2 separate regions of the Homo sapiens genome follow, and region 2 is linked to region 1. The links are chromatin contacts, found by Hi-C or POLR2A ChIA-PET in ENCODE. All regions are on one chromosome and are shown on one strand. Each heading gives the region's core, a stretch centred on a gene start or an enhancer-like site at or near the end of the contact. The rest is flanking DNA. Distances are from core to core; before and after follow the strand shown. Region 1 has its middle 54 kb from the start of SPATA13. Region 2 has its middle 12 kb from the start of SPATA13.

The links. A loop is a pair of places that touch in the nucleus more often than their neighbours do. ChIA-PET counts read pairs that join two places held with the same protein, here RNA polymerase II (POLR2A). Pooled maps may share reads with other maps.
Region 2: a map of HepG2 shows a loop between it and region 1 (2.7-fold over the local background). The contact joins two enhancer-like sites. A Hi-C loop is called at or near these places in 2 of 168 maps with a recorded cell type or tissue (HepG2 and dorsolateral prefrontal cortex) and 1 of 50 pooled maps. POLR2A ChIA-PET finds 5 or more read pairs at or near these places in 5 of 52 experiments (IMR-90, OCI-LY7, activated T-cell and 2 more).

What each region holds. Positions count from the first base shown.
Region 1 is chr13:24,104,715-24,108,640 of GRCh38, reverse strand. It overlaps a transcript of SPATA13 not described here. Among named protein-coding and RNA genes, the nearest start is that of SPATA13, 54 kb to the left of the region's middle. Within about 2 kb of position 2,145, at least 2 of the 41 ENCODE cell types and tissues checked have a DNase peak (open chromatin) inside an H3K27ac peak, as active enhancers do.
Region 2 is chr13:24,146,319-24,150,191 of GRCh38, reverse strand. It overlaps a transcript of SPATA13 not described here. Among named protein-coding and RNA genes, the nearest start is that of SPATA13, 12 kb to the left of the region's middle. RefSeq lists an enhancer at 69-745. Within about 2 kb of position 1,256, at least 10 of the 41 ENCODE cell types and tissues checked have a DNase peak (open chromatin) inside an H3K27ac peak, as active enhancers do.

The sequences.
Region 1 (3,926 bases), core at 896-3,395:
ATTTACTCCCAGGCTCCAAACTGGAAGGTTCTTCCAAAAAGAAATTAAATAAACTGCCTCAGGAGAATCCTGGCTGCAAGGGTGAGTGTCCTGGCACAAGCCCTCCCTAAAGCAGTTTCCTTCAGTAGGCAGGTCCCGTTTCACAAGAGTCCCAGGCAGGCTCCCATCCTAGGGCTGCACTCCTCAAAGCCCACGCACCCACAGTGAGTCACAGAGGCCTTTATTGTAAAATATAAACAGGCACACGTCCCACTAGGGGTTAAGTTCAACACTGAGAGAACAAGAAACGGAGGTTTAAGCCTCGGTGCAAAGGTGCGAAGGGAATCAGAGGAAGCACTGCTGTGGTCTGAATGTGTCTCCCGAATTCACGTGTTGAAATGTAATCAACAATATGTTGGCATTAAGAGGTGGAGCCTTTAGGCGGTGATTAAATCACGAGGGTGGAGCTCTCATGGATTAGTAACCCTATAAAAGGGCTTGAGGGGCGTGTCCCCCCTTCCCCCTGCAGCCGGGCGATGGCACAGCATTCACCCCTCCAGAGGGCACAGCAGCAAGGCCCCTCTTGGAAGCCAGGATCAGGCCCTATCCAGACACCGAGCCTACCAGTGCCCTGATCTTGGTCTCCCAGACTCCAGAACTGAGAAATCAATTTCGTTCTTTATAAATAACCCAGTTTGTGATATCGTACTATAGCAGCACAAATGGACTAAGATAAGAACTAAGCATAATAATTAAAATTGTGAGAAGCACCAGAATAGTGCGAGTGAGCATCTTCCATAACAGGACTTAAAAATTACCACCTAGATTTAACGTGCCGATAGAGCAGTACACATCTTATTAGAGTTCTGTGAGAGTTCCCACCAAAGTCTAAAACAGAAAGAGGAGAAGAGGCTGCTCTGGGATCTGGGAACTCCCATTTCTTTCTTACCAAGTCTATAGTTTCAATAAAAACTGAAAATGCAGGGAAGAAAAGCTGACGTAGGCGCTGTCATTGGGCTGTTCTATTTCCTATGTGGAATTCACAGACATATAAATATAAGAGTGCTAAGAGTTGGCATGGAGGTACCTTTGGTGAGGAGGTGATTTTTCTCTATGAATGTCCATAAACTCAGAATTGACACTATTTGCTTTTCATATCTTCTGAGAGAAACAGCTGAAGTCGAAAGCAAGTACATTTGCTTTTATTCCTTCCTAGGGCCTTGGGTATTTCTTTTTAACATTTGGCAACCATTTTTCGGGCTCCTTGGGACAACATAGTAGAGACTGTGATGAGGAGTGCTCGTTTCTCTGGGGACAGTTTCCACTGTGCCTGCATACATACAGCATTTTCACTGCCATGGCCACATAACTGACTGAGTGGAGAACCAGGCTTGAGCTTTTTTTTTTTTTTTTTTTTTTTTTTTGCCTCTTGTTCAAAAGGGCACTTGAGTACCCAGCCACTGTGTGATCATCTTGCATTTCACTTTCCTCCTAGACTTAATATCTGCTTTAATTTCTAGTATTTCCTTCACCTGATAGAGCTGTAAAAGCTCTATTTATTCCCTCCACTATTCTGGCAAGCATAAATTTCTTCCTTTTTTTTTTCCCCGTCCTTATCATCTTTTCATGTTGTACTTAATCTGAAGGTTCCCAGAAATATAGTTTTCAGAGAGCAAATGCACTAGAATCCTATCAGTCAATTCCCCAAGTGTTCGGAATAGTGCACAGACTTCACTACATGGCTACCTTTTGAATCCCTGACCCCATATTTGCTGAAACTCACTCGATCTGCTTTATCTAGAATCTTCAGTGAACTTAGGAACAAGATTTTTCTTTTGTTGTCTCTTTCTCTACAGGACTACCTATTATTCACGTGTCTTTTGGCAGGTTCTTGGTTTTATAGCTCTCATGTGGGACCTCTGTAAAGTGCACATGGCCCTCACCTTGAACTTGTTTGTTAAGTTTGCCCTGGAACGAGAGCCAGCTCTGTCGGCCCCAGAACCAGGGGATTCCACATTGGAAACAAACAATCACCGAATTGTCAGTACTTAGACCCAGTGAGACACAAAGCGAGTGCTGTTCTGTACATGTGGCTGGTGACCCACTGCTGAGCAATGCACCTACAGGCTTGGCCACTGCTGCACAACTGCTCAACTGAAGTGAGGGGACAGGAAACCAAAACACCTGCCAGGATTCCCACCCATGTCAATGGTGGAATGGTTTCCATTTTCATATACAAGGAAAAGTTGAGTGTGGAGAAAAATAACTTTTGGTTTCTAACAGATGAGAAATAAAAGATGGGGAAGATTTCTTTTAATTAGAAATCTTAGGCCAGGTAAGGTAGCTCACAACTGTAATCTCAATGTTTTGGGAGGCCAAGGCAGAAAGATCACTGAGGCCAGGAGTATGAGGCCAGCCTAAGCAACACAGAGAAGCCCTGTCTGTACAAAACAGTAAAAAGTCAGCCAGGCATAGTGGTGTACACCTGGTGTCCAAGCTACTTGGGAGGCTGGGGCAGGAGGGTTGCAAGAGTCCAGGAGCTCAAGGCTGCAGTGAGCCATGATTGTGCCACTGCACTCCAGCCTGAGTGACAGAGAAAAGAAAATAAAAGAAATCTTCTTTGGGCTGCTGTAATAAAGTACCACAGATTGGGTAGCTTAAACGACAGAAACGTATTTCTCACAGTTCTAGAAGCTGGAAGTTCAAGATTAAGGTGTCAGCAGGCTTGGTTTCTTCTGAGGCCTCCCTCCTTGGCTTACAGGTGGCCGTCTTCACCCTGTGTCTTCACAAGGTCTACCCTCTGTGTGTGTCTGTGTCCTAATTTCTTAAGAGACACCAGCTGATTGGATTAAGGCCCACCATAAGGGCCTCATTTTTCCTTAATCAGCTCTGTAAAGGCCCTGTCTCCAAATACAGTCACATGTGGAGGTACTGGGGATTAGGGCTTTGACCTATGAATGTTAGGGGGGACACAATTCGGCCCTTAACAGAGAGCTTTTATGTGCTTTCCATTTCTATCCTTTCCTCCATTTCTATTCTAAAGCACATCCTCCGTAGGCCTATTTTAGCTGCTTCAAATCTCACCCTTTTCTTTTTCCACTCATTCAACATCTATTTATCAAGTTTATTTATCAGGCTCTCTCATTGTGCTTGGTGCTGGCAATCCCAGAATGACTCCTGCCACTGAGAAGAAATTGATATGTCAAAAAAAAAAAAAGTAAGAAGTCAGGCGCAGTGGCTCACACCTGTAATCCCAGCACTTTGGGAGGCTGAGGCAGGCGGATCACTTGAGCCCAGGAGTTTGAGACCAGCCTGGACAACACGGCAGATCCCCGTCTCTACCCCCCAAAATACAAAAAATAAAAATAAAAATTAGCCTGGCATGATGGTGTGCACCTGTAGTCCCAGCTACTCTGGAGGCTGAGGTGGGAAAATCCATCGAGCCTGAGAGATGGAGGTTGCAGTGAGCCATGATCATGCCACTGCACTCCAGCCTGGGCAACAGAGTGAAACTCTGTCTCACAGAAACAAAACAAAACAAAACAAAACGATTGTAAGAAGCCAAGAGGTACCATAGTGGAGGTAAGAATAAAATGTGTGGAGTTCAGAAGACCAAGTGACTTCTTCTCCCTGGAAGCAGGCAGGTCTGAGAAGAGAAGATGACAAGTAGCTCCTAAAAGGATGGACATGAGACTGTCAGGCAGAGAAAATGGAGATGACACCATTCTAGAAAAGAGGAACAAAAAATCACAAAGCACAGGTGTGTGAAAGGGTTTGGCATGGCCTCTGGCGAGGAGCTGGGGGAGTGAGCATGAATAAAACTGGAGAGGAGGCTGCAGCCAGGCTAAGAAAATTAGGACTTTATCCAGAGTTTAAAACATTAACTAACAAGTTATTATATCAAAATCTATGGCACTTACTATGTGCAAAGCACTGTTTTTAGATTA
Region 2 (3,873 bases), core at 7-2,506, 42 kb before region 1:
GGGCACTGTAGAGCCAATGTGTCTCAGGACAGAGGGTCTGGCCCACCATGTTCTAATGTGACTGTCCCCCATCAGTCCACCTAAGAATCTCAGCATTGCCCAGCTCCGTCTCCTCCAGGCTGCACACCTGGCCACCAGTCAGGCAGATACCAGCTTTCTGTGGGACAGTCCCCCGACTCTCCCATGCCCCACACTCTCCCTTCCCTCCCCACAGCCACCCTGTGGCACAGCAGCTCTCTCCCTCCCCGACAGCCCCTGGATGCAGGCCTTCCCATCTCTGTGTTCCTCCCCAACCACCTCCTGCTGCCCAAGAGCTCTTTCTGAAACACCCCCAACTCCTGTCAGGCCTCAGCACCCACACAACCGAGTTCAAGTTTCTTTGCATGTCATGCAAGGCCTGTGACAACCTGACCCGCAGCTCTCCAGCTCTATCCGCCCCGCAGGGCCTTTGTACAAGCCGCTCTCCCTCTGGGTTCTTCCCCACATGGGTGGGAGCTTTCCCGCCCCCATCAGCCATTTCCAGTGATTCAAATCCAAGCTTTTAGCTCCAAATTCAGGACGCTGCACTACACCACAGTGACAGAAGATCTAGGAGTGTTAGGTGGCCTCAGGGCATCTCTGATTCCTGAAAAAGTGGCAGCAGAACTCCTCTAATGAACACTAGAGTCAACCAGGGATTGTCTCTTCAGAGTCCACCCTTGGCCAGATTTGGACACAAAATTCTCACCAACAGAAAGGGAAGGTCCAGGAACAGAAGACAGGCAAAATGCCAGGGTGTTTTTCAAACTTCCGACCACAGCCCACAGTGAGATGCGTATTTCACCCCCACGATCTCACATATGAGAACATAAAGAGAATGACAAACGATGCCAACCTTTACTTCATGGGGTGTGTTCGGTGTTCTCTCTTCTCTCTTGGGTTGTTGTATTTAATTCTGGTGGAAATTTGCTAAATTCATTTCAGGACTCACTAATGAGATAAAGCCCATCACTGGAACACACTGCAGTGATCAGCAATGTGGAAAACGACCCAGTGTGATGGCAACAGGCAGGGGGCAGACAGGACGCCTCTTTCATCTGCCCCATGGCTTCTTCCTGCCCCCCTTTTGCCCACTACCTCCTTAGTCACAAATAAGTTTACCGTGACATTCAAATCCTCATTCTCCTTTGTTTGTGGACGGAGCCTACATTCCTCCAAGCCCAGTCACCAACCCTGAGTCACAGAGCCCTGCTCTCATGTGGCATGCATAGGAGAGCATTTCCTGGTATAAACAAACACTCATGGAAACCATGAATAATAAACAAGCCGCTCTACCAGAATGAACAGCAGCTCCTGTGTCCTTACTTCCCTTGTTCTACCCCTCCCTGCCTTCCTCAAGCTTTCCAGATCTCTCTGGACACACACTCATTGCTAGGACAGAATGCTCCTGTTTAGGTGTTTTACTTGTCTGATGTGTTTGGTCCATTAAGCCTTGTGTACAATGCCAACAGTTGTAGGCATAAGAAAAAGACTGAGCCAGTTCCTTGCAGAGATTCTCAACTCTTCAACCAAGTTCTCCCTCTGACTAAAAGCCTCTGGTCAACCATATTAAACTCCTAACGTATCACACTGGTTATGTGTACACCAAGGGCTTGTGTTTGATGCTTCAGGTCAGAAACTCCTGCAGGTACCCTGGGAGGCAGTGTTAAGGAGCAGAAAACTGAGATGGTTTCATTTTTCTGAGGTAATTAGGTAATACAGCACAGGGTTATACCCCAGCCTATTTATTCCAACCCTATGGCCATTTCTGCTCTGATGGGATGTATGCATTTCAGGAAAAAAAAATAAAAAAACAAAAAAGCCTTGTGTTCTGTGAAATTGTGCACAAAAGACAACGGGGCTCATGAAAGTAGGACTGAGACCCCTTGAACCCTGAGGACTTCATCACCAGAGCCCTAACAATAGTAACGATCGTAATCAAAAGACATAGGCAGTTGAAAAGGCACATTAGATTCCTAGCAAGGAACTACAACTGCAAATGCTGTGCAGGAATGTCTTTTAAAAATATGGGAAATGATATGATTCAACAATTTTACCCCTGGGTGTATGCGGAAAAGAACTGAAAGCAGGATCTTTAACAGATATTTGTACGCAACATAGTCATGGCAGCATTATTCACAAAAGCCAAAAGACAGAAACAACCCAGGTGTCCAGTGGTGGATGAATGGATTAAAAAAATGTGGTGTATACATACAATAGAATATTAGCCTTAAAAGGAAGGAGATTCAGACACATGCTACAACATGGATGAACCTTGAGGACCTTACGCTAAATGAAATGAACCAATCACAAAAAGACCAATCCCGTACGATTCCACTGATATGAGGTATCTAGAGCGGTCAAGCTCAGAAAAGGAAAGTAGAATGGTGTCTGCCAGGGGCTAGGGGTGTGGAGGGAACGGGGAGTTAATGTTTAATGGGTACAGGGTTTCAGTTTCAGCTCTGGAGATGGATGGTGGTGTTGGTTGCACAGCAATATAAATGTACTTAATAGACTTAAACATGGTTAAGATGGTACGTTTTGTTCTGTATATTTACTACAAGTTTTTTTAAAAGGTGTGGGTGGCTTCCTGGAAGGGGCTTAACAGCTTGAGAGTTGACCCTGCTGAGATATGAAGACAAGGGCAAAATGCTCCCAGATTGAGAGCACCGAGCAATCACCACTTCCAACGGAGAAGGGAGCACACAGAAGAGAGTGGATAGACAAGCTTGGCCAGCATTAACGTGTAGGGCAGAAATTGCTATGAATCAGCACAACTTTCACATGATGGTGACACTCTGCCCCTATTTACCAGTCACCTACAAGCTAAATTACAGAAACTCACATTTAGCAAAGCAGACTACACTCACTGTCATGGCCCAGTTACTCAATACGGTCATCATTCTATCTCCTTTCCACCTTCTCTGCATCCTGTTCTGCCTAAAGTACGAGACATGCATCACACATACCACCAGGCCAATTAATCAGAGTAGTCTTCTTGAAACAATTTTAATTATAAGTGGAAAAAGCATTCCATTCTTGATGGTAAGAAAAAAATTATCTGAACAATCAGATATCATCTTCCATCCAATGCATGCTTGGAGTTATGGGCAGCGGAAAATAATAAACTCATCCAGAGGCCTATTGGGCAATGAATTTATTGACATATTTCAAGACTCGCCAAGATGTTTTCTTCTCTTTATTTCTAAGTGAAAGGCATAGTTTTTCTAGGAAAAAAAAATCATGCCTGAATGAGATTTTTTAAAAGACTGGAGCTTGTAAAATGTTCAAAATTGGTGGGGGAGGGGTGGGGCGGGGACGGATGCGGTGGTAAAGAAATCTCAGTCCATCTGGGAGATAGGATATTCCGTAGTGTGTAGAGGGCATTTGAGACTGCAGGAAGCATAGCCGACCACGATGGAAAATGCTTTAGACACAAAGGTATATACTAATTAAATGTATAACATAATCATGGCATTCACATATCTCTAACCTGTGACAAGTAAGAGAAGTATTGGCATTTTTTTTAAATTGCTGTGCATTTCCATTTCCTTAGTGCCCTGTAAAAGAACATTTTAGAGGTTATTTATAGCCTACTTTCCTCTGTGTTAATTATCATACAGGTTTATGTATTATTTCTTATCTATGTAGATAAGATTATAGAGTACTTAGTTATGTATCGCCCTAGCAATTTTAGTTACCAATTCCTATCTTTAAATGAAAGCCAACGAATTTCTTGCAGGCCTGCCTGCATGGAAGCAGCTAACGATCACAAGGGTACTCGGTGATCTGGCCTGGCCGCAGGGAGAGGAGTTGAAATTGGAGGACTAACTGTATCTGGCTTACAGAGTCTGA